Linked DNA regions of Mus musculus: regions 2 and 3 are each linked to region 1. A link is a loop called in an ENCODE intact Hi-C map of the cell type or tissue named here. Cell type or tissue: left cerebral cortex. All regions are shown on one strand.

What was found. Peaks named below come from ENCODE experiments on the same cell type or tissue, not always from the same donor. Only the 100,000 strongest peaks of a DNase experiment are listed, where the experiment ranks them.
Region 2: it touches region 1 in a loop (2.1-fold over the local background); 3 of 42 quality-filtered maps call a loop at or near these places.
Region 3: it touches region 1 in a loop (2.4-fold over the local background); 2 of 42 quality-filtered maps call a loop at or near these places.

Annotation. Positions count from the first base shown.
Region 1 is chr1:156,748,175-156,756,174 of GRCm38, reverse strand. Gm39683 (a long non-coding RNA gene) reads right to left here. Exons shown (of 3, transcript XR_865660.1): 2 at 6,534-6,652; 3 at 2,914-3,113. Among named protein-coding and RNA genes, the nearest start is that of Gm39683, 7.8 kb to the right of the region's middle. In left cerebral cortex, a CTCF peak has its summit at 3,624 (motif pointing left); DNase peaks (open chromatin) are centred at 1,303, 3,633 and 7,420; H3K4me3 peaks cover 537 bases.
Region 2 is chr1:156,804,924-156,812,923 of GRCm38, reverse strand. It overlaps Ralgps2 (Ral GEF with PH domain and SH3 binding motif 2), which reads left to right. Exons shown (of 19, transcript NM_001159967.1): 18 at 1,388-1,479; 19 at 3,731-8,000. The coding sequence ends at 3,760. Among named protein-coding and RNA genes, the nearest start is that of Angptl1, 30 kb to the left of the region's middle. In left cerebral cortex, no CTCF peak of the experiment used is centred here; DNase peaks (open chromatin) are centred at 714, 3,586 and 4,222.
Region 3 is chr1:156,860,343-156,868,342 of GRCm38, reverse strand. All of the region lies in intron 8 of Ralgps2 (Ral GEF with PH domain and SH3 binding motif 2), which reads left to right. Angptl1 (angiopoietin-like 1) reads right to left here. Exons shown (of 5, transcript NM_028333.2): 5 at 7,265-7,928. The coding sequence ends at 7,741. Among named protein-coding and RNA genes, the nearest start is that of Angptl1, 25 kb to the right of the region's middle. In left cerebral cortex, a CTCF peak has its summit at 6,489 (motif pointing left); a DNase peak (open chromatin) is centred at 3,881.

The DNA of each region.
Region 1 (8,000 bases):
CAAGTGTGGCTGCAGGAGCAGGAAGCTGAGCACTCACATCCTCACTACAAACTTAGAGAGGCTTTAACTTCAAAGCCCTCCCCGACTGCCGCACTGGCTAAAGCTCCCCAAACAGCACCACCAACTGGAGATGCAATGTTCAGAGGAGCACCAAACCTGGCTTGGTGGCCCACTGGGGACGTGGAGATGGAGATCACAGACGCCAGCCTTTCCCCCACAGCTGCATTTCTATTTCTCCCCTCGGTGTACAGAGGCTCCATACAGCCTTGCAACGCCCATCACGGTCTCCTTTCCTTTTTCATTGCTATAGACATTCGTGTAGGTATGGGGCTGTATTTTTCCGCTGGTTTTACCCTGGTTAGATGCTTGTTGACCATTTGTATATCCTCTCTGGAGCCATGTCTATTCAAGACCCAGATTTCAAATACCCAAATCCTCATGGCCTCACTGAACCCATAGGATTCCCATGGGTCTCTAAATGAAGAAGCTGAGGCAAAGCTGTCCCAGCTTCAGTGATGGGGATCAGTCTGCCTGATCCCCAAGTTCATACCCTCCTCCCAAACTTTCAAGTGCACAGGTGCTAACTCCAAAAAAATACCCATGGTGTGGGTACAATAATCTGGCTCCCAAGATGGGAATAAGGAAGAGGTTCCACCTGCATTTGGAGTGACAGACAGATGTACGAGACAATGAAGACCATGCTCTGAACCAGAATGGCCCATTGAGTGACCCTTTTTAGCTAGGCCTGTGTGTACCTCAGTAAAGGACCTATTTGGTGTGTTCAGCAGGTTCCCAGAATAGAGGTCATTCGGGTTTTATGCTCTGTGCTCCCTTGTACGCTAGGAATTCTTCCAACTTGGCCAAACACTGCTCCAGCTGCAGTTTCTAGGACAAACTCAGACAGACCCTGCCTCACCCAGGGTCACACAGATAGACCTGGGAGTCCATGGCCCGAGTAGCCAAACAGCTGCAAGAAACCCAGAGGTGAGGCAATTTTTCTATTAGACTGTCAGTTTCGTCAGAGACTTCTTCCAGAAAATGGCCCAAGGCTCAGTGCGTGCACGTGCACGCACACACACACACACACACACACAAATATGTCCTCGGACACCATTACAGGCTCACCTAGACTCTAAGAGGTGCAAAGAGAGGCTGGGAAGGAGTGGGAGCCAGGGGAAATAGTGCTGATTGTCTGAGGCTGGAGGAGAAATAAGGCACAGAGCTGCCCTCGGGCCTTGGCAGGCAGCCCTCACCTCTGGAAACGAAGCTCAAGTATTCCTTCTTCTCTTCTCCCGGGGCTTCCTGTTTCCTATTTGGTCTCTGGTTTCCAGGCAACAGTGAATACCCCCCAAACTCCTGACATACACGGGTCCTTCTCTCTGAAGCTTGCATCTCTAACGAGTTTCCCATCTGCCAGGTCTCCCAGGGCAGCCCATCCATTCTGCTGTCTCCGAAGGACAAAAGCAATCGAAGAAGCCTTGTGGTTTAGGGCTGTGCATGGTTCTCCTTTTGTAGGTTCCTCCAGTTTAATGACTATTCCTGCAAAGTCACTTTGGTCAGCTTGGGGGCCAGGAGTGGAGAGTTAGGGTTTCTGTTCTGATTTGGAAAAAGCACTGAATCTGGAAGGCGCTCCCAGCTCAGAAGCAAGGTGGAGGCTCACCCTACCGCCAAGCTGCTGGCTGGCAGCTTCTCTCCTAGAAGTGGGGAGAGAGATAGTTTTCTGGTTGTTTCTGGTAGATTTCAGGTGAGTCTGACACTGTCTTAGATGCCTGTGAACTCAGTGGGCCAGGGGGGCAGAGGGTAGTACAATATAAAACTGAAGGGAAGCAGAGATGTTGAACAACTGGCATTGATTTTTATAGTGTTATACAGTTATGCATAATTTCATAGTTTCCGAAGTTAAGAATTACTTAAAAGCATAAAATACAAACAACAGTGCAGCGAGTACTTTCCCTCAGAGACTCTGACTCTGAGGGCAACCTCCTGTATTTCCTTACCCATTCTTAAAACTTTAACTACACATTTTAAAAGGCTATTAATCTTGATCTAATTTTCATTTTAGACACTCTTTATTGACTGTCACCAGAAAAGGCGAAGATTCATCTCTTTTACATATATACTTTTCTGATCCCCAGACACATGCTCACATGTGTATACACACATACACACACACACACTTCCACTGGCCCACTTAACAATCAGCTGTTCGACAGTAGAGAGTGGAGAACGGTTTCAAACCACAGTTGGTGCCAATCTAATGTTTTGTAGCACAAAAGAGCAACAGAGTCTGACATGATTAGTTATGCATTTTAACAGACTACAACGTGTGTGTGTGTGTGTGTGTGTGTGTGAGAGAGAGAGAGAGAGAGAGAGAGAGAGAGAGAGAGAGAGAGAGAGAGAGAAGTGTGCAGTACATCTGTGGGTGTCGGCCTGTAGAGGCCAGAGGTCAATACCAGAAGTCTTCCTCAGTTAACCCCCACCTTATTTGACACAGGATCTCACTCAGAACCAGAGGTTGCTATTTCAGTTAGCCTGGCTATACAGCAAGTCCTAGGAATCCTCCTGTCTCCACCACTGGCTCTGGCAATGGGATTATAGGCGTACACTCTCCTGTCTGACTTGATTTTTCAAGTGCATGCTTAGGACGCCAGCCCAAGTCCCTGCACTTGGACAAGGCCATTATGGACTGAACCAGCTCCCAAACCAAAAATTAAAACATTTTAAAGTTAAAAATAGAAAAAAATTAAATATTCAGCATACACTGTATTAAAATAAGCCATGCCAAAATGCATATAATTACTACATATCAATCAAAAAGTAATGCCAAAAAATAATAACCAATATTTAGTACTTTTATTGTTTCTGGGCAAATACTACTCCATGTTAAATCCAGACTCATTTCCTTTCTTTAGAGTCCCCACCTCTACCCCATACCCGCCTTAGAGACTGCCTTTGTGGGACTAGAGAAATGACTCAGCGGTTAGATCGCGGTTATGATCGCTTGATGCTCTTCAAGAGGAACAGAGTTCAGGTCCCAGCACCTGTGGCAGGCAGCTCATAACTTCTTACAACTTCAGATCCAGGGGATCTGACCTCTCAGGACACCCCCAAACCTAGGGCAGAAGAGAGACACGGCCACATACGTATATGAAAAGTACAAATGAAGCTCAATTTAAAAGAATACCTGCTGTTGTTGTTTTGCTTTATTCTCCGTGTAGTTTATCATTCATCTCTCCCCATGCCACCTCCCCCCCCCCATGATGACTCAAACCACAGCGGGATGCTTTAATTTTTTTCTCCAAACATCGCTCTCTTCAGAGGATGATTTATTTTCTTTAATTGCTTCCATAAGACACCATTCAAAGCAACCGAAGGCATTGTGGAGAAATGAGACCCACAGCCAGGTATTAGCATCAAGAATACAGAAAGCTGGAGTTACAGTAGTTATGAGCTGCCTGGCAAGGGTTAAGTGGGGCTGCAGGACCAGGAAGCTGAGAGCTTACATACTTAGCTATAAACATAAGCAGAGAGGGCAAACTGAAACTTTGCAAGGCTTTAAGCTCAAAGCCCTCCTCCACCGATCCCAGCCCCACCGCTGCACCGGCTAAAGCTCCCCAAACAGCGCCACCAACTGGAGACGAGATGTTCAAATGCAGGACCGTGGAGCTAGCTCATTTCTTATTCAAACCACCGTAGCAAGCTCTCATCTCCTTGCTATGGAACCCGCTATGCTTCCTTTCAGTTCCTTTTTGATCCTAATTCTCTCTGCCTCGGCCTACACTTCATTTTGGTGGAGTTACTGTTTAGTACGGTCCTGTGCAAAAAGGCGAAGGGATCGATCACTCTGAAGGCACTGTTCCTCGTGCCCTGGTTTGTGTGCCGCCTTTGTCCTCATCCCTGCGCTTTGTATGTGACTTCTCCTTACCCAGCTCATCTCTGCGTTCTCGATGCTCTGACAACTCAAGATTAAGTACCTGGCTGTGGGCCTCATTTCTCCGCCATGCCTTTGGACCAGTGATTTATGAACGTGGCACTGAAATGCTTTCTAGTATGCTTAATTGATTATGTGCGCTCATTCTCTGGTCTTTCCCACTGAAACGCCTGCAGGATGACCTTTGACCTTTCTTTTTTTCCATTACTTTGATTTTTGTTTGTTTGTTTTTTGTTTTACTCCTAGGAGATTTCCACAATTGGTATTTACAGTCCCCAGTGGGATAAAACTGTTAGTAGTTTCCAAGACTGGCTTCTTATGCAGTTGTATCCATTTCTTTAAATGGCACCTTTCCCCTTTAAAAACACAAAACAAAACGAAATGCTGTGCCTTAAGCTGGACATGGTAACTCAAAAACAGATGGATATCTGTAAGTTAGAGACCAGCCCTAATCTACATAGTCAGACTCTCCCAAAACACCAAAAGAACAATAGAAAAAAACTAAAAAATTTTAAAAAGAAAGAAAAGAAAAGAAGGGAAAACTGGACTGTGATCTTTCTGGGCATCACTGTAATTATTTTAATGGTTCAGGGGTTTCTTTTGCTTGTTTTGGTTTGGGTTGGGTTGGGGTTTTTGGTGTCTTACATTCCCTTTGTTACCCAGAAAGTCCCTTTCTCTGTTTATTTTTGTTAGTTTTGGTGTCTTTCACACTGAAAGTTGTGTAGTTTGGCTTTAAAAATACAAAAATACAAAAGCTGGGGCAGGAGTGAGGGGACACTTACAACAAAATATAAAAACCTGTCTTCAGAAAAAAATTAAAGTATACAAGCTCCCTTTAAGGAGACAAAAGGTAAATTCATTGTTATAAAATGAAAATTTTCAACTAAAGATTATATTTTGCTGTACATTGTACTTTCTAGATGACATTTAAGATGCTCCACATACCCCAGAAATAATAAAGAAATTAGCTGGCATTAAACCTTGTTTTCACTATAAACATCGCATCACAGTTTTTCTGTTTTTGAATTGGTTACCATTTGTGAAACTGACATCTGTTTACTGAGAGAAGAGCCTGTTGCTGCTCTCGGAGTTTAGCTGGGTCGCTAGGATCCCTGACAATCAGATAATAACCACGGCCACCCAGAGTCAGTGGATCCCAAGTTCCTTGTCTCAAACCCAAGGAGAAGCAGGAACCACAGTTGAGCAGTAGGCATAGTGGACACAGATTTATTAAGGAAAAGTTGGTTTCAAGGTGACACAAACCTAGAGTCACCCAGGAAGAGGGAGGGACTCTCAACTGAAGGATTGCCGCCATCGGATTGACTTGTGGGAAATTTTTTTTTATTGAATATTTTCTTTATTTACATTTCAAATGTTTTTCCCTTTCCAGGTCTCCCCTTTGGAAACCCCCTATCCCATTCCCCCTCCCCCTGCCTCTATGAGAGTGCTTCCCACCTACCCACTCCTGTCCTCCCACCCTGGCATTCCCCTACACCGTGGCATCGAACACCCTCAGGCCCCAAGGGCCTCTCCTTGTGAGGAATTTTCTTAATTGCTATTTGATGTAAGAGGGCTCAGCCTAATGTGCCGAATCCATCCCTAAGCAGCCAGGTCTGGGCTGAATAAGAACACAGGCTGAGCAAGCCATAGGGCTAAGCCAGTAGCAGGTTCTTCCACGGCCTCTGCTTCAGTCCCTGCCTGAGTTTCCACCGTTGCCTCCCTTGAAAATGAACTGCAGCTTGTAAGTCACATAAACCCTTTCTCCCCCAAGCCCCACCCCGAGGTTGCTTTAGGTCAATGCTTTATCATAGCAGAAGAAAAACAAACCATTACAGACAGGAGCCTAGCATGGCTGCCCTATGAGAGGCCCAACAAGCAGCTGAAAGAGTCAGATGCAGATACTAGCACCCAACCAATGGACAGAGGCTGGGGACCTCAGTGGTTGAATTAGGGAAAGGCTGGAAGAAGCTGAGGAGGAGGGCAGTCACATAGGAAGACCAGCAGTCTCAACTAACCCGGACCTCCCCCACCCCACCCCCCCACCACCCCCCCGAGATCTCTCAGACACTGAGCCACCAACCAGGCAGCATACACCAGCTGATATGAGGCCCCAGACACATATACAGCAGAGGACTGCCGGGTCTGGACTCAGTCAGGGAAGATGCACCTAACTCTTGAAAGACTTGAGGTTGAGGGCCCAGGGAGTGGGGAGGTCTGGTGGGATGGGGTGGGGTGGGGTAGGGACATCCTCTTGGAGATGGGGGGGCATAGGAGGAGGAGAGCGGGAGAGGAATGGAATGAGGAACAGTCAGAGGGTGGACTGGGAGGGGGATAATGACTGGATGTAAAAAGAATTAAAGAATAATAATTATTATTATTATAATTAATTAATTAATTAACAACAACAACAACAACAAAAAAAACAACCCAGAATCCCAAGAGTGAAAATGAGAGGGGCTCCACAGATGGAAACCCCATGTTGCCCTGCCATGGGCTTTTATGGGTCTTGTGGCAGGAACTGGGAACTGAAGTCATCTTAATTAGAGCTGGCCATTTTTGAGTACACAGTGAACAGAACCAGTAAGGAGTGCATATGTCTTACCCATGCTCTCTTGACCCAATCAGAGTTACTTCATCCATGAGAGGGGACATATGTGCCATAAGACGAATTTATGATCCACATGGACCTTGCCTTTACTGTCCAACTGGGAGAGGGTATGCCTGAAAAACAGGCACATATATATGATATATATGAGACATCATACATATACATAAAATATAATATATTGCATTTCCCTGTGCACTGTACTTTCATATATGTGTGTGTGTGTGTGTGTGTGTGTGTGTGTGTGTGTGTGTGTGTATGGCTGTAAATATATCTATGGCTGGGGAGATGACTCAGCAGTTTAAAGTACTTGTTGCTCTTGCAGAGGACCCAGATTCAATTCCTAGCACCCAAATGGCAGCTCACAACCATCTATAACTCCAGACCTGGTGGATCTGACATCCTCTCATGGGTTCATTGGGCACCAGGCATATACATGGCACTCAAAAACATGCAGACAAAACACACATATAGATAAGATAATTTTAAACATATTTAAAAACCTAATAGACAGTATAACATTCACTGTAAGCCCAAAGCTATAAATAATATTAAATAAAAAATAATGATTTTTTTCCATAGGAATATGGAATTTAGAACCCAGTACATACTTACATGAATTCTACTTGCTCATGTATGTTGCAGCAGTGTGGTGACTGTTTTAAACTTGAAAAAAATTAGTAAAGTTTGGTTTTCTCGTTTGTTATGTTTTCCTCACGCTCTGGAGGCCCCAGGCTATCTAGGGTGTTGAGTGGGGCTTCTGTAAGCAGGGGACAGGGCATGGGGCCTACTGGGCTCTTATCCAGCATGAGCAGGCCTGATGCCTGCTTATTTTGTTGCCTGAATCTAATTTCAGTAGCAATAGGCCTTTTTTTCTCCGGTTGGCCAGTTTTCCACAGAGAAATCCTACAGAGAATAGCTCTCTTGGATGGTAACAGCCAAGATGAGAGGGAACCAGCGCCACGAAGCTGCCTTTGCTTAGCACAAGTTGTGGCAGGTGCATGCCTGCTCTGGGCGCAGGCGAGCAAGACCGGGCAACCCCTGCAGCTCCCCTGTCCATCATGGAGCACGAGGATGTACCGCGACTGAACCGCCAGATGTTCATGGTGGCCTCCGGCTCCAGAGATGCTTTGCAGTGTGTTGTTCTGCACCCTCGACTGCACCAGGACGAATGTCCTGTCTCTTCCACGGGAATGAGAAGAGGTGGCCCCTGTCCTCCTGGCCACCGCTTGCCCCTCTTCTCTGCTTGTCTTTACTGTCTGCTGAGGAAGCTGGCGCCCACCCCTTCAGTTTCCTCTCTCTCCACGCCATCTTCTTAGCAGCTGTTGATGTCTTCTGCTTGGTCCTTGGGAGTTCTTAAAATTTCTCAGATGGTGTTTGGGGAAGGAGGATACATGTTTAACATAGTCCGCTCAGCCCCAAGGTCTTGTTTCTCCTTTGTGAAGGCTAGCGTTGAGGCTGATG
Region 2 (8,000 bases), 57 kb before region 1:
TTCCTTCACAGCAGCTGCCAGCTGTTTCTGACAGCTACCACGTACAAGTCCATCTGGAGAATTCTTGCACATCTGTTCCAAATCGTCCACTTAGCAACTCTTACTGAAGTAGATCACCTTTAATTAACTTCACCACTGAATATTTACATCTCTTCAGGTGTGATTTTTGTATCAACAAATAGCTTTTCATGTATTATAATTTTAAATTAAAATTTTAATTTGTATAGTAGATGCAAGAAAAAAGTCGCACCAAATTGGCTGTAAATCAGCTTACAGAGTAAGAACACCTTACTCCCAGCTCTCTAAATTAAAGCCTCAGTCCCGTAGAATCTCATGGCTACTCATCATAAAATTGCACTTTTAAAATGGGATATTGAGTTTTATTAACAAACTCTTCGGTTTCCTTCCATCTTCTTAGCGAACTTCCTAGAACTATTTCGGAGTACCCAGGTTTTTATGGTTCGTACAAGCACCAGTATTTACTGTGTAGATTGTAGCCTTGACGAGTTGCAGTTGCAGACCTCTCTATTCCGATTAAGTAGCGATGCTTACCTGAGTTCAGCAAACAGAACAGGACTAAGGGGCTTTATGAGCATCCCATGAAGACAGGACAGCAGCCTCTGCAGGTGAGGAGGCTTCAGGAGCCTCTCGGAGGGCTCTGAGCACTGCTGGGTGCAGGCTCTGCATCCTAGGAGATGAGTGGCAAAAGAAGACAGCTGGGCTCAGCACGCTGCAGCTCACAGATCAGTGCTCGCCCCACCCCTTCCTCATTACTTTATGGAGCCGTGTAAAACACCCTCATCACGTACCCGTCTTGTCTCACATTGAATGAGATTAGACACAGGAGCTGCCAGGTTCACACAGGGTAACTTCCTAAAAGAGAAACACTTGCTGTCTTCCTGGGGCTGGAGATTTTAAACTCAGTGGTAGAGCACTTAGCAAGTCGGAAGCCCCCAGAGATCCCCCCAGAAGATATGAACATTTGTAATAACTTGGCATATGTCTTAACAATGTTGGTGTTATATAACTGGCTATTTGATGTAATTAGGAATGACTATTTAAGTGGTAGATGTATAGAATCATGAACAGGTGAAACCTCTGTACTGCTTTTAGAGGATGCATTGAGAAGCAGGGCTCGGGGCTGGCATGAGCAGAGTTGTAGACTCCCTACACAGAGAAGGAACCATAATCACGTTTACTGTATGCATGGTAGAAAGGTGACTTTCTAAATGTTAGGTCCTGTGAGCAGATGGCATAAAGAATTTCCATTGGGAAATTCTGAAACTGAGCTCTGTAGTCATATTTCATTCAGTCTTACATATCTGGCAGGAATATTGTGTTATAGTCTTTAAACTGATTATTTTTTACTTGCTTTTGGCAATTACAGGAAATTCATACAAGTTTCAAGCTGGCAGCAGGATGAATGCAATGCTGTGGTTTAAACACTTGAGCGCGGCCTGCCAGAGTAACAAGCAACAGGTGAACTCTCCTCCTCCTCCTCCTCCTCCTCCTCCTCCTCCTCCTCCTCCTCCTCCTCCTCCTCCTCCTCCTCCTCCTCCTCCTCCTCCTCCTCCTCCTCCTCTTCCTCCTCATCTTCCTCTTCCTCCTCCTCCTCCTCCTCCTCCTCCTCCTCCTCCTCCTCCTCCTCTTTCTCCTCCTCTTCTTCTTCCTCTTCATCTTCCTTCTCCCCCTCCTCCTCCTCATCTTCCTTTTCCTCCTCTTCCTCCCCTTCCTCTTCCTCCTTTTCTTCTTCCTCCTCTTCCTCTTCCTCCTTCTCTTCATCTTCAGAAACTGTATCTTCAAACTTTTATTCATGTGTTTAAGAGACAGATTGTTTTAGAAAGATATAAGTAGCTGAGCACACCTACTAAAGATATAAGGTGGTACACGCCTTTAATCCCAGCACTCAGGAGGCAGAGGCAGGTGGATTTCTGAGTTCAAGGACAGCCTGGGCTACACTGAGAAAAACCCTGTCTCAAAAAAAAGAAAAAAAAAGAAAGAAAGAAAGATATAAAGATATAAGTAAACAAAACTATGTAATATAAACTAGAGAGAGAAAGACAGGTAGGTAAATATGTGACTGAGCCTTCCCAGAGTGATACTGAAGTGAGTGGTTGGAAGGAACAAGCTGCATAAGAACAGGGTGAGTGGAGGGACAGTTTGGGGACAGCAAGTGTGCAGATAAAGCTAGAGGTTTTTAGAATGCCTGTGTCTGGAGTACAGGCAGATTATCTAGTAGAATTCTCCATGCAAAAGCTAGCATGTCAGGCTGGAGATTGCCCCATGGCTAAGAATGCTTGCTGCTCTTGTACGGACCAGAGTTCAAGTCCTATCACCCATATCTAGTGACCCAACTACCTATAACTTCAGCTCCAGAGGGTAACAGGTTTCAGAGAGAGTCTGCTGGCCTGTGAGAGCCACTGGGCCACTTTATGGGTGAGGAGGGGACCACTGACCTAGCAGCTCTGCCAGCACTTAGGATTCCTGTGCTAGTAGCTCCATGAAACTCAGTAGCCCTTAGGTAGAGAGTCCTGAGTTTTAGAGACTGGAATTGTGCCCCATGGGAAGACATTTGACCAGTGTGTTGAAGCCTCTGAGCTTCATCCCCAACACAGTAATTCTTTTAATTCAGACATATAAGAAATCAAACTAAGAACAACAATATGAACTAACCAGTACCCGGGAGCTCTTGTCTTTAGCTGCATATGTATCAAAAGATGGCCTAGTCGGCCATCACTGCAAGGAGAGGCCCATTGGACTTGCAAACTTTGTATGCCCCAGTACAGGGGAACACCAGGGCCAAAAAGGGGGAGTGGGTGGGTAGGGGATTAGGGGGGTGGGTATGGGTGACCTTTGGGATAGCATTGAAAATGTAAATGAGGAAAATATACCTAATTTAAAAAAAAAAAGAAATCAAACTAAATACAGTGTAATCTCAAAGTGCTAAACTGTTGCATATATTTTAAGTCAGAAAGTGTCAGATAATTTTCCTAATAGATTTGACTCTTTAGTATTTCTGAAGTTTTCATAGAAAAGTCCTTCATGATTGCTATAAAACAGTCAGTGTAGCTTTTTAAATTGATGGTAATTGTATGGAATTCTGTTCTACAAGGTTTGCCATATTTCTTTGATTCATTTATTTATTTTGGTAAACACCCATTAGGCCCCTGTAAGGCACAAAAACTGTGTCCTTCCTCCTGTCCAGGCACATCAACTTGGAAAAGCGTATTAACCGTGATTTTCTAGTGATGTGGCATGCTAGACTCACTGTTGTAAACCACACAAAGCAACTTGTAACAAATTCCCTGTGAAGGACATTTAAACCGAGTGGTGGCTCATGTTTAACTCCCAGCACTCACAAGCTCAAGGGTGGCCTGGGCTAAAAGCTGAGTCTGTCTCAAGAGAGATGTGTAGGTCAGCGTGATGTGGGCTTGGCTAAATAACAAGACAAAATAAATGCTGAATTTGGTTTGTTAAATTTTATATAAATTGTTAAACACATTATTTAATAGGAAACTATATTTTATGTGTTACATAATAATACAATTTATGTGTTAAATTTCAAGTTACACAATCCCCCCTCACCGCAGAGTGGATTTGAGGGATGATTCACTTTAGGACATTGTGACAGAGGTATTCAGTGACAGAGATGTATCCAGGGACTTAGTAGAAACAGCTAAGCAGTCGGCTGGAGTGGTAGCCATCAGTGTGGGCTGCTTGTATTTTTCAGGTTCCTACAAACTTGATGACTTTTGAGTAAACGCCTGAGACAGAAGAGGAGTGCTATTGTTCCCGTGTGGAACCGGGACCTGCCGAGAGCCCCAGCCGCACCATCCCGTGCCAGGAAGAGCCCCCAGGCTCCAGCCCAGCCTCCGGAGCTCAGAACCAAAAGCACTAATTTCAGGGAATGAAGTGAGATGTTCCCAGAGAAAAACGATGGAGTTGCAAAGCAAACTGCCATGAACTTCGCTTCTTCTCTCCGAACTGACCTGTGGAAGCCACTGCCTTAACAGAGTGCGAGGAGAGCCGACACCAAATAGTGTGTGTGCGTCTTCTGGCGGTGCTGTGCTTGGAATAAATTGTAGCTAATTTGCATTTCTTTTAACTTTGTACTAATTTTGGAGGGGAAACCATCTTTTTTAGATACACTTTAAAATGGAAAAACATTTCTTATGGATTCCATCAGGAGCTGTTTTAGGTGCAGTGAGAAATACCCTGCAGGTTCTGCTCAGCCTCTGCCAGTGGCTGCCTCACGTTCCCACAGCAAGACCTGGGAGGGACCTGCTGTGGAAGCTGTGGGTGCAGGCTGGGATAGATAGGGAGGGCATGCCTCGCTTTGGATGAGGGATCCATTTAAACACTACCGTTTGGAATTGAGGGCTAGAAGGAGAACATGATTTCCTGCAGGAGGGACAAAGGCTGAGTGTTCACGTGCCAGCAGGCTCCAGAACACACCAGGGTTAAAGTTTAACTTTCTGTATGAATTCATTGTTGGGCCCAAATCCGCATAGGAGCACGGTGATCCCGCGCTCGGGTTTCTGTAGCCTTTTCACAAGTCAGGTGGGTTATCCAGCCACGGGTGTCCCAGGGAAGACCCTGGTGTTTCTTGTGCTGTTGCCCCTTGCAGTGTTTAATGTGCAGTATGCCAGACTTATTTTTTATTGAATTTGTTTTTGTTCAGTATGAGGTTCAAAAGCATACTTGTTTAAAAGGTTCTTCATGTATATGTATGTATTTTATTGTAAGACAAAGCAATTTTAAGAAGAATAAAGGCAAAGTTTGCAGTTCTAGGAATTGAAAATATAAAACCTTTTCTTGTATGACTTCACAAAATGTACCAGAACATTGTATTCAGAAAGTTACTGTCGGTCCCCAGTGTGAAAACCATGTTTGTTAGTAACTGACCAAGCATTGGAGAGAGCTCTCCTAGGCAATAACACATTTAATTTTTAAAACGAATGTTGGACTTGACATAGCTTAGAATTTTAACCAAAAATAACGCTTGACTGTTGAGGGTCCCCACTTTTACAGTGGCTCCGTGTGCAAAGGCCTTGACTGACAGACACCTCCTAGCAAACTGCTCTTTGGGTCTCATGTAAAATGTCTCACATTGTGTCCTTCAAGAATTGTATACTTTATCAGAAGTATTTTATCACCAAGCCCATTGAGCTTAACTAGAAAATACTGTCTATACAGTAATTACAGTAATTAGCTAAAAAAAAGAAATTAGTCCAAGAGAAAATGAAGAGCCTTTTCTGAGTGTTTCTAATTTGAATAATTCAAAGACGTCATGTGACAGAAATACCTTATTTGAGACTTCCTAGACAAGCAGGGAAAGGCACATATTGCCGTGAGAGAATGATTTTTCAGATAACGGTCTAAGCTAACCCGTGTTGTGTTGAGTATACGCAGACAGATCCGCAGTGGCCAGCGGGGCTACAGCGCAGGCTTTCCCCGTGTGTCTTACTTTTGTCTTGCCTCTTTTTTTTTTTTTTTTTTAAAGCAATTCCTTAGTTTGTTTTGCTCCAGAATAATGTTTTAAATAGTATGCATACTGTTTTTGAGATACTGTGAATGAGAGCCCCGTGGCTGTTGTAGTACTACTCTGTCATGAATATGCTAAAGCCGTTACAATGTAGGTGAATCAGGTCTGGGGAGATGGGCAGCTCGCACAGGCCAGCCTCACAGTTTTGCCAAAGAGAAAGGGCTGAGATGGGCGTTGTATTTGGTACACCCAGCTCTGGACACTTACGGGTGTGTAGAGGAAGAACCGGATTCAGATTTGATCAGCCAGGCCCTATTAGCACCATGGCTCCTGGCTGAAAGTAAAACTATTTTTCTACCTTGAGATTGCTCTAAAGATCAGTCATTGCTTTTTAGGATGATTTTAGAAACCGTGAGAGATGCATTAGAGTAGGTGAGTTGTTTTTTATCTGTAATTCACCAAATGGTATCAGATTATAATTGAAGCAAAGAAAACATTGCCAAACTATATTAAATATTTGAGTATTTTACTTACTGGAGAATGAATCCTGTTATGCTTACCCTCAGGTGTAAATTAGTTCTCACCAGCTCATTTCCCACAGACAGTAAAGCTCATTTGTTTCTCTCATAGCCAAGGAGAACTCTTTCAGAAACTCGATTAAAATTTAAACTTTACAAGCAGACCGACTGGGATATTGTATGTTCTGGTATGATAGTGTGTAGTAGTAGCCATCTCTCATCTAACAACTGATTCAAACAGAGAGGCTTATTTTTCAGCAGTCTGTTTTTAAAGTGTACCTGTAACAATGACTGCATAATGCCCCAAGCACCGTTTTGGGCTCCATGTGCTTGCTTTTCAGAATATTTCAATATGCTGGCTAAGCTGTAAGGATCAGGAGAGTTGATGGAATGCAGCCTTCTGTTTGGTTTCGTTCAGTGTGTATTTGTGTAAACAGTTCAGAAAGGATCTGCCTTGGGATTGTGTTTTTCCCTCTTTGTAGGCCTATGTTCCCGTAGCAGTTATTTTTCTGTGTCAACAGGACCACCCACTATTGTGCCACCTTCTTACAGGCTCTTGATCCTGACGTTGAGTCAGTCACAGTGTTCATAACTGCAGAGTTTGCAGAGTTTGATTTATTAGAAGCCCAACAAGAACATTGTTATCCCGGAGGAATGAGCCATGCTTAGCCCCTCCATGGTTGGAGCAAAGATGGACACAGCCTCGTCAGTCTCTGGCTGCATTTCCTCTCCAATGACCTCAGCAGAAAGTCTTCTCCTGAGATTAAATCTGTAAATTACATACATCTAAAACTGAGGCAGTCTATTGATTGGAAATCAGTACTAATAGATTTAACTCATTGGCCTTTTAAGAGAACATACCCTTCCTGTTTATTGAGGCACATTCCTTTCTACCTGGATTTTAAGCCATCATGCAAAACCTCCTGCAAACAAGAGTTACTGGTATTGCTTACTGGAAGATTGGCTTTAGTCAGAAGAAATCCTCTGCCCGCAATGCTTTTGAAAGACTTGGATCCTTTTGAAATGGATGCTGAGCTGCACTGTGCGGGGCAACAGCAGTGAGGACCACTGCTGCTTGTGGGGTGACAGCTAGCGGTGGTTGGGGTGTGGCTGACAAGCCTCCTTTTAGGGCTTGCATTCATTTTCTTTTATATTATTTCTTAGAAACGTAGTGCCATCCTGGTTTTATAGCTGGGGGTTTATTGCTTCTTCAAGCCTCTGAGGTACAAGAATTGCTATTAAATAGTATTGATGATAAATTGCCTATGAACCACTTCAAAATGACTTAAGTACCTTTTGGATTTGCTTCTCAAAAATGGCTTGTGTCTAAATTTCAGTTTGAGAATCTTCTGAAGAGATGTGTACACACCAGCTCTTCAGCCCAGTGAAAGCAATTTCTTTTTCCCTATCTCCAGCCATAGTGTGGGGAAATTGGGTCAGTGTCTCAGCGATCTGAAGGTCAGTGTTAGGGCATTGAGGATGACTGGGATCACCTGCCCACCTAACCCCATGACTTGAGGGCCGTGCTTGTCCCTCTCTCCACCCACTAAATCTGGCAGTCGTAAAGGAGACTACAGACATTTGGATGCTTGCAGGCCTCTCATCTTAGATCTTAGTTCTTTTTCAGATAAGCCTCCCCCACCCTGTTGCTCTCACGTCCAGGTAGGTGAGAAATAGAGCCACTCAAGTCAGCCTCTTAATGTTGGCTTTGAAGAACCTCCATCGAGCTGAGTATACATATTTTGTGTTGTTTTGAGCTTAGGTTTAATGATGAGGCCTGTTGGGGAAATCCGAAAGGAGTAAGATGCACACAGAAGCAGTTGTTGAGATGTCACTAAAGTCCTGTGATGGCAGTGTGTTGAGCCAGAAATGGAACTTATTTCAGTTTCCTACTTGAGACAGAAGGAACAAGCAGTCCCTTCTCCTGCTTGTTACTGCTGACTTGAACAATCTTTATTAGTAGTAGGAATGGAGCGGCACTAATAATAAATCAGAGG
Region 3 (8,000 bases), 110 kb before region 1:
GGGATGTCCTAGGATCTCTGGTGTGGGTCTGCATTTCGCCTTGTCGCCAGGTTGTCATGGAGCCTCTCAGGGAGGCGAAATACAGAGGTGCTAGGCTGTGTTTCTTCAGGCTCACGGGGCACACAGATATGCTGCACAGGGGACGTGAAACAAAGCCTAAGTTAGGGCCCCAGCCTGTGTTTCTCTGGGTGAGAAATGGTACAGGCTGGAACTGAGGCTGGGGGTTCTCAAACTCCTGGGCACCCAGATGCCTAAGATGAGCCTGGGGTGAAGGGTATGGGGGTGATCCAGCTTAGTTCTGGGTAAAGCACCAGGAGTGAGAGGGGCCTTCTGCAGGAGACTTAGGCGTGGCTCTATGATGACGGCTTCCCTTGATAGAGGAGACAGTCCTTGCTTGTCCAAATTGTTTATTCATGGTGGAAAAGAATGCATACAATGTACTCAGGGTGGACCAGAGATTAAGTACCTTTTGTTGGAGGGGATGCCCAGGAAGGTAAATTTATTGGCTAAACTCTGGATACCCATCTTTATACCTTATTAGCATAGAGCACTCTAGGCTCTGTGCTACATGGCCAGTTGTCATGTTAAAGGGGTGTCGTGGTTACATGCTCCAGGACAGGAGACAGGTCTGGAACAGATTCAAATGCCCACCATTCTCAATTATGAGAATTGCTGGGGTTCCTTAATCAGCTCAACCTTATCAGTCTTTTCTGTCTGGTGACATGGTTCCATGAGCCCCACACCCTATTGAAGGCATAAGTAACCCAAAGCACCGTGTAGTTAATGATTACTGCATTGGGTTTTTTGGTTTTTGGTTTTTTTCAATCATAGCTTAGCTCCACCCATATTTAGGAATGTAATTTGAGGGAAAGAAAGAACAAAGGAGCTTTTAAAACCTTGTCTTGATGATCCGTAGGAGCATTAATAACCCTTTGTTACATGGGATCATTAGACTGAGAATTGGTGATTGTTGGTTCTAAGAAGGCTCTTCTATGCTTAATCCTTTATGTTTAGATTTCAGTCTCATTTCTTTTGGTGATGCCTTTAGTCCACCTACTTCAAAATTGAGAGCTAAGGGCCCTAGAGTGGAAACTGACTTACAGTCCTAAGAACTCATTTATGATATCCACAGTCTAATGGTATTCTCTAGCATGCTCCCAGTTATACCTGCTAAACTCACTAACTCAGAAACTTTCTGATTCTGTGATTGCCTTCTCACTGAATTGCTTTTCTGTATTAGATGCCTTAATTAGTTATCTTGTAGGGAAATTGTATTTAGGAGTGAGAAGAATGACAAATTAATCCCTGTGCTGTGCTTTCCAGGTCAGGGATCTTTGCTCTGTATGGTTTCTTAGTGGAAACATGGTGCAGAAGTTGAAGCTGTGTATGTGAGCATATATGTTTGTGTGTGCATAAAGTTGTGTATATTCATGAACCTCTGTGTATACAAAGGAAAGAAGGGAAGTTGCTGAGCAGAATGTGGAAAGGTTTTCTGTTGGAGACGGCCCCTTGTCTCCCTGTCTTGGGGCCTGAAACACTGCCATTCCTTTGAGTTAAAGCAGACAAGGCAAAACTCTGACATGAAGGTGTTGATTTGTAGAAAATACCAGAACCATTTTCTTTCCTGTATGCTCTCACATGACCCCGGGTTTCCTTTCTTCTTATATGTGCTTGTGTCTTGAAGTCTTACTTTTCTGTCGCATGCTTTTGACTTTACCTGAGGAGAAGGTCCTGTTGTTGCTCTCTTGCTCAGCATGCCGCTATCCCTCCTCAACCACATGACAGCATCCTGTAGGTTTTCTTCTGTATACTTCTCAGACTTCATCTTATTTTGCAATTAAGACGCTAGTTATTTTTGCTCTTGGAAATTCCTAAGCCTCTGGGCTTTGTTTCATTGACCTCCCCCACCCCAAATATGTAGTCATATAAAGATACCTGTCTAATTATTTTGCACTATACTCTTGAGTACAGTAGAGTGATCTTAGGATTTGCCATATATCATTTAATAACTTCGCTCTAGGTTGGGCCTGTATGTCTATCTACTTAATTTTAGAAACTAAATTGTCAACCTGAGATACTTACGTTGGCTCCTAGTTGAACATGTGCTTACGTGAATGCTTCCCCTTCCTGCAGAGCGATCCCAGTCTCATCTTCTATTTTAGTTCCCACGAATGTCATCTGTACACCATTTCTAAGCTGCTACCCATTACTTTGTTCTGTGAAGAACACCCATTCAAGAGTGAGAAGATACGGACCAGTTGACATAAACACTTGAAACTTGTCACATGACAAGTTATGACTTAAGTTTACTTTCCAGCTTGAGAAATGTTCTTCTCTTATAGGGCAACTTTGTTCAGTTTAATTTGTCAAGGCATACATACTTTTGTTTTGTTTTGTTTTTAAGTTTAGTTGTGTGTGCGTGTGCGTGTGTGGACGCTCTCCTAGATGCACGTTGTGCATGACAGGTTGTCAGATCCCTTGGAGCTCACTTTCCAGATGCCCAGCTTGTCACAGATGCTGGCATCCAAATTCCTACCCTCAGGATTTCACAGCCAGCGTTCTTAACCCCTGAGCCACCTCTCCAGCCCTTAGACTTGGTTCTTTTAAGAAAATATTGACGTAAACCTCATATGACTTATTTTACATTGTAGACAAATGGTTCGTTTTCCTCATTTGAGGTCTGTAGTAATGACGTGTGTTGAAGAAAGAAGATTTGCTGCTGATTTATATTCTATGCTGGTGTTTCATATTTAATTTCATTTTAAATTAATTAGGTCTTGATTTAACATTCCTTGGTTTTAGAATCCTACTCATGGGAAAATATACTTAGAACAGCTTCCAAAATGACTCTTAAGATTCTGTACATTTGATGGGGCAGAATCGACTGAAGATGTCTGGAAGCAAATACTCACTTCACTGTTCTTTTCATACTCAGTTTTCAATGCTTCCGTTCTCCCTTTTGTCTGTAGAAGTTCTTAGAGAAAAGATGTCATCAACCAAAAGGATCTTTAGTGCATAGAGACAGGGTAATCGGTGAACAGCTGCTTCCTAACAGAGGTGTTCTAATCCTCTAGTGTTTCAGGGTGGTGTTGAGGCTGTCGGTGGTCAGCAAGCTTAGTCCTGCCACACAGTCCTGAACCCATATCAAGGTGGAAAGAGAACCGTGCCCTCACTTCTACAGGAACACATGACACACCAGGCACACACGTGCTAATAATGCATTTTTAAGACTAAAAAACATTAAAAGTTAGTAATCAAAACTGATCATTCATTGTAAAGATTTTTCTAAAGGAGTGTTAGGGATTTATATAGTAATGAGATTCTTCCATATTGCCAAAAGTAAATCAACGTGTACTACATTTCAGGAAGTAGAAATTACTTTCCTGGCACCCTACTCCTCCTCCCTTAAAAATGGCCTCTTCTGTTGGTTTGCATTCAAGGCAAAAAAAGTGGAAAAGTGGTCAGTTGGACAATATAGTCAAGAAATCTCAAAACAAGGGTGCAGTTTGTGTAGAGAGGAATAGTTTGGCAAGTGTCAAGGAAAAATTGGTTTTATATGAAAGTTGTTGCTTTAAATCTGAAAACCATTAGCAGCATTCATTTGTCCTTGTCACTGGAGAGCAATCTTAAGGGGTTTGTTGAGGGATTTGGCATGGAAATTCCACTTCGCTGTGGAGAGAGAACTAGAACATTGCTCAAAAATAATTTAATTTTGTGAAACATGGTAAATACTTTTTCATGTGTATTTTCTAAACCTCGTTTCTACTTAATTCATGCCACAGAAAAATGCAGTAGTGTAACCAAATTAGAATATGTTCTGAGGAAGGCATATTTCTAGCACTGAAAGTGAGTGAGTTGTCACACGCTTAGGGAAGCAGAGCACAGAAGCTTTGGTAGCTCTCCAGCTGTGTGGTAGACAGCAAGTCAGTTGTTTTGATGTATGGAGATACAGTTCTCTCAGCCTTAAAGAGACAGCTCTTTCCAAGTCTCCCTTTCAATTACAGCGGAACTATCACATTTTCACTGAGGACTCTGTTGGAAGGATTGCCCTTTTGTGGTCTTTGCCCTGCAGGGTTGCTGTCCATCCACTCCCTTCTCTGTAATACCTTGTTCTGTCCAACCCACGCTGCAAGGCCTTCATTGTCTTTGGCTTGTTTTGTTGTTGTTGGGCTGGTTGTTTGGTTTGGATGGGAGGTTTTAGCATGTAAATAAAAGGAAATATTTAATAGATACTTGCCAATTCAAAGGATCCCTTTCTGGCCTGTTCATTTGTTCTATTGTCATACAGAACTGTGTTCATGTGGCATGTTTGCAGTTCTTTAGGTGCCCGTGGGTTGGGGGGGAGAAGTAGGAGAAGTAGAGGGGGAGGGCGCATGCCTCAGCTGGCAGCTGTACTTGCTCAGCACTGTATTTAGGGCTGCTGCTGGACACATAGCTGGGAATGCAGCAGCCCTATTCCAGGGTACATGCTACTGAACATGGCCTTAGGAACAAGGAATCTGGCAGTAACTACACCTCCTGAGTGGCTGTTTCTTATGTTAGAGGAGATCGGTATTGTTTCTCACAGTGGGTTTTTAATCCATCATCAAAGTTAACAAAAATTTTAAGGCATACCTAAATTTAAAAGAACCCTCAGACTATCTGGTTTTGTTTTGTGTTTTTCAGTTGTTGATCCCAGAATATAGTTTTTCAGTGTAGTGTTGGTGTTAGAAAAGTCTGCTATCCTATATGCAGTTCTTAAGGCTATAATTCTCAGTAATTTCTGTTCAGATATTTCAACAAGGTCCTGCTTCTTGCAGTTACTTTTGTTGTTTTGGGCTTCTGGGTGTGTTTGTGTGCTAGCAGGCCTTGAGTTCAGGATCTTCCCATCTGTTCATGCTATCTGTGTCCTATTTCCTGTCCCCTGTCCCCAAGCTGAGATTACAGGTTACACAACATAACTGATTTTCTCCCCTCCTTGTGTTGGAGATGGAACCCAGGTCTTCAAACATGCTAGACAGTCTACCACCAAGCAGCCCACACTGCCAGTCCCGTCCTATAGTTCTTTCTGTAAGGAACTAAAGAAATACTTGCCCTTTTCCTTTGATAAAATGTTATATACAAAAGTCACCGACAGTGATATCAAGATCTCTAATGGTGAGAAACATGTAGGTATCTATATTTTAAGAATTTTACTGCACTTTCATTTCTTTGGTTTAGTAAGTAATATATGCTCTGGATTAATTTTACTTATTTAAATGTTTATATTTACTCATTGATATTGAGAGTGTATACAGAAGTCAGTGGACAACTTGCTGGATAAGTTCTCTCCTTGTGCTGTGTGGAGAATAAACTCAGGGCATCAGGCTTGGCACCTGCTGTCCTTAGCCGCTGAGTCATCTTGCTGGCCTTTGATTATATATCATGTTCTAAGCCAGCAGTAGAGCACATTCCATCATTTTCTTGTGGATTCTGAGATTGAACTCTTAGCCAGTGGCACCTGGCTGTAGGTTTCTCCTTAGGCAGAACTGCAGTCTCCACCCCTCCACCCCCCCCCCCATCCCTTTGACCCTCACTCCTGTCAAGTACGTTCAAAGTCCCACTGATGTCCTTTCTGTTGTGAGGGTGGCTACTTTCAAAGACTTGTGACAGATGTCAGTTGGGGATGGAGTTAATTAATATTCTTGTGCTTATGGTTTTTTAAAAGAGGTTATTAAGCCAGTCTCTACTTCCCCTACTCTACCTCTCTGCCTTTCTACAATAAATGTCTAAAAACAAAAAAACAAAAACAAAAACAAAAAAACAAACAAACAGAAACAGATACTTAGAAGTGACTGCTAGCCACAAACAGAATTGCAGTTGTTGACCCTTTAGTAACGTGTTTTAATAACAACTAGGCATTCAACCATATGTGCCTGATATAATTATTGTTGTCAGTTCTTCTTTAGCTTTGGTTTGGTTTTTTTTCTGAGAGACAAGGTTTCTCTGGGTAGCCCTGGCTGTCCTAGAACTCGCTGTCATAATCACTGACAAGGAAAGCTCATGGGTCACTGTAAGCTCATGCAAACTTGGATAGTGTTCATCCAGGGCGGTGGAGGGGGTGCAGTCGTTAATAGTACAGATGGTACTTCAGCCACGTTTCTGCGAGCTCAAGAGCGAACCTGCACCAGCTGTGCAGTAGAGTAGAATCCATCCACAAGGTAGGGCAATTTGAAAGCTCATTTGTTTTCTATCTTGTGTGTTTACTTTTACCTTGTTCTGGTTTTAGTTCTGGGATGGTTCTGTAAGATTTGCCTCTGATGTCAGGTGTGACATGCTGGTTGGTGGCAAAGACAAATGCCACTGCCACTCAGTCATGGGTTTTACCAGGGGTTTTCACTGCCTCTGTGATGCATGGGAACTTGGATTGCCTATGGCTGTCCATGTTAAACTGTCCCCATGTGGACAGGGTGTCTGTGTGGCTGTCCGTGTTAAACTGCCCCCGTGTGGACAGGGTGTCTGTGTGGCTGTCCGTGTTAAACTGCCCCCGTGTGGACAGGGTGCTCCTTTAGTTCTGCTGCATTTTCACTTTACCTTACCATCTGTCTCACATCTTTATGATTTTAGCTTGATGGATGATTAGCTGTAACAAGTGAATAATTACTGGGAGGAAGTGGTTCTAGGAGGCCCTGATAATGGAGATGATTGGGAAGATGAGTTAGACAAAGTAGGACAAAGGTCAGTCACACACACTGTAAAATGAGTTAGCAGTTTGAACCTGCCAGGGCCTATGGAGTTTGCTTTAAGGCTGTTGTATCCTCACTGTTAGGAAAATGTCTTTAACTGATTGTTGAAATTCTTTTAGATGTAAGTATAAAGCTATCCAATCTTTTTCACAAGTCACAGACAGATTTTTTTTTTCCTTTGCCATTGCTATAAATCAAACCCAGGCCTTCACACATGCCAGGCATGCACAGTACCACTGAGCTACACTGCTAGCTCGTAGTTAGGTGGGTGTTTTTGAGGTAAAGTTCAATGACTGGGATAGGGGGATAATGAATACATTTAGAATCATAATTCAAATATATTAAAAAGTTGGTATACTGGCGATTTTGTTTTGTGATATCAGTACCCTGTTGCTTTTGTCATTACATAACGTGTATCAGGAGATTTTGATATTAGCATATCATGACTGTCAAGAAATTAACTTGTTTATGTAATGAGGGTGTTAGTTGTGCATTTTTAAAGTGATACATTTTGTACTTTGTGTCCTAAATTATTAGAGGAAAATCATTACAAGCATAAATTCAATTTAAAATTTTATTTTAAAGTTGTACTTACTGGAAAAACATTTCCTAGTGGCAAAACTAGAGTTTTTTTCCTCTAGTTTCCTGTCTGTATTTTCATAAATAAAATGCACTAATTGGCTGAACTCTTGAAATAATTTTTTTCAGTGAAAGTTAGAGCAGACTTATATTTTTTAAATAAATCATGAAGTATCTTGAACATGTATTTGGATTTGATTCAAAATAAAGCTAAGATTTGTTTTACATTGTGGCCAATATTTACATTTACCAATATTCAGTCAATATAATTTTTAAAATAACAAGGATTTGCATAATCTTCCTTGAAGGAGAATGGAACTGTTTTCACAGATACATTTTTATAGTAGTAAAATGTATTTTAAAAACTGTACCTGTAAAAATAAGTTGTGCAGAGTAACGTGTAATGTTTAGATTTGGGGAACTGGAAGTGAAGTTCTGTGTCATTTACTTGGAGGTGTCAGTCAATAGGCTTGATCATCATCTGTACTGCCCTCAAGGAGTAGGACCCGCCTCTGTATTCAGCCCAGAAAATGCCATCTTGGTGCTTGCTTCTGTAATGACCACCTCTGTACCATACTCCGTTGAGGTTAGAGTGTGCACAGGCGTTGTACCACCAGCCTCCTTTATGGAAGTGGGCGCAGTTTCCTGCAGGAGAAATAGAGACAGTGAAGTAAGAGTCCTTCTGTGCCATGACACTTGCAGACTGCCACACGTATG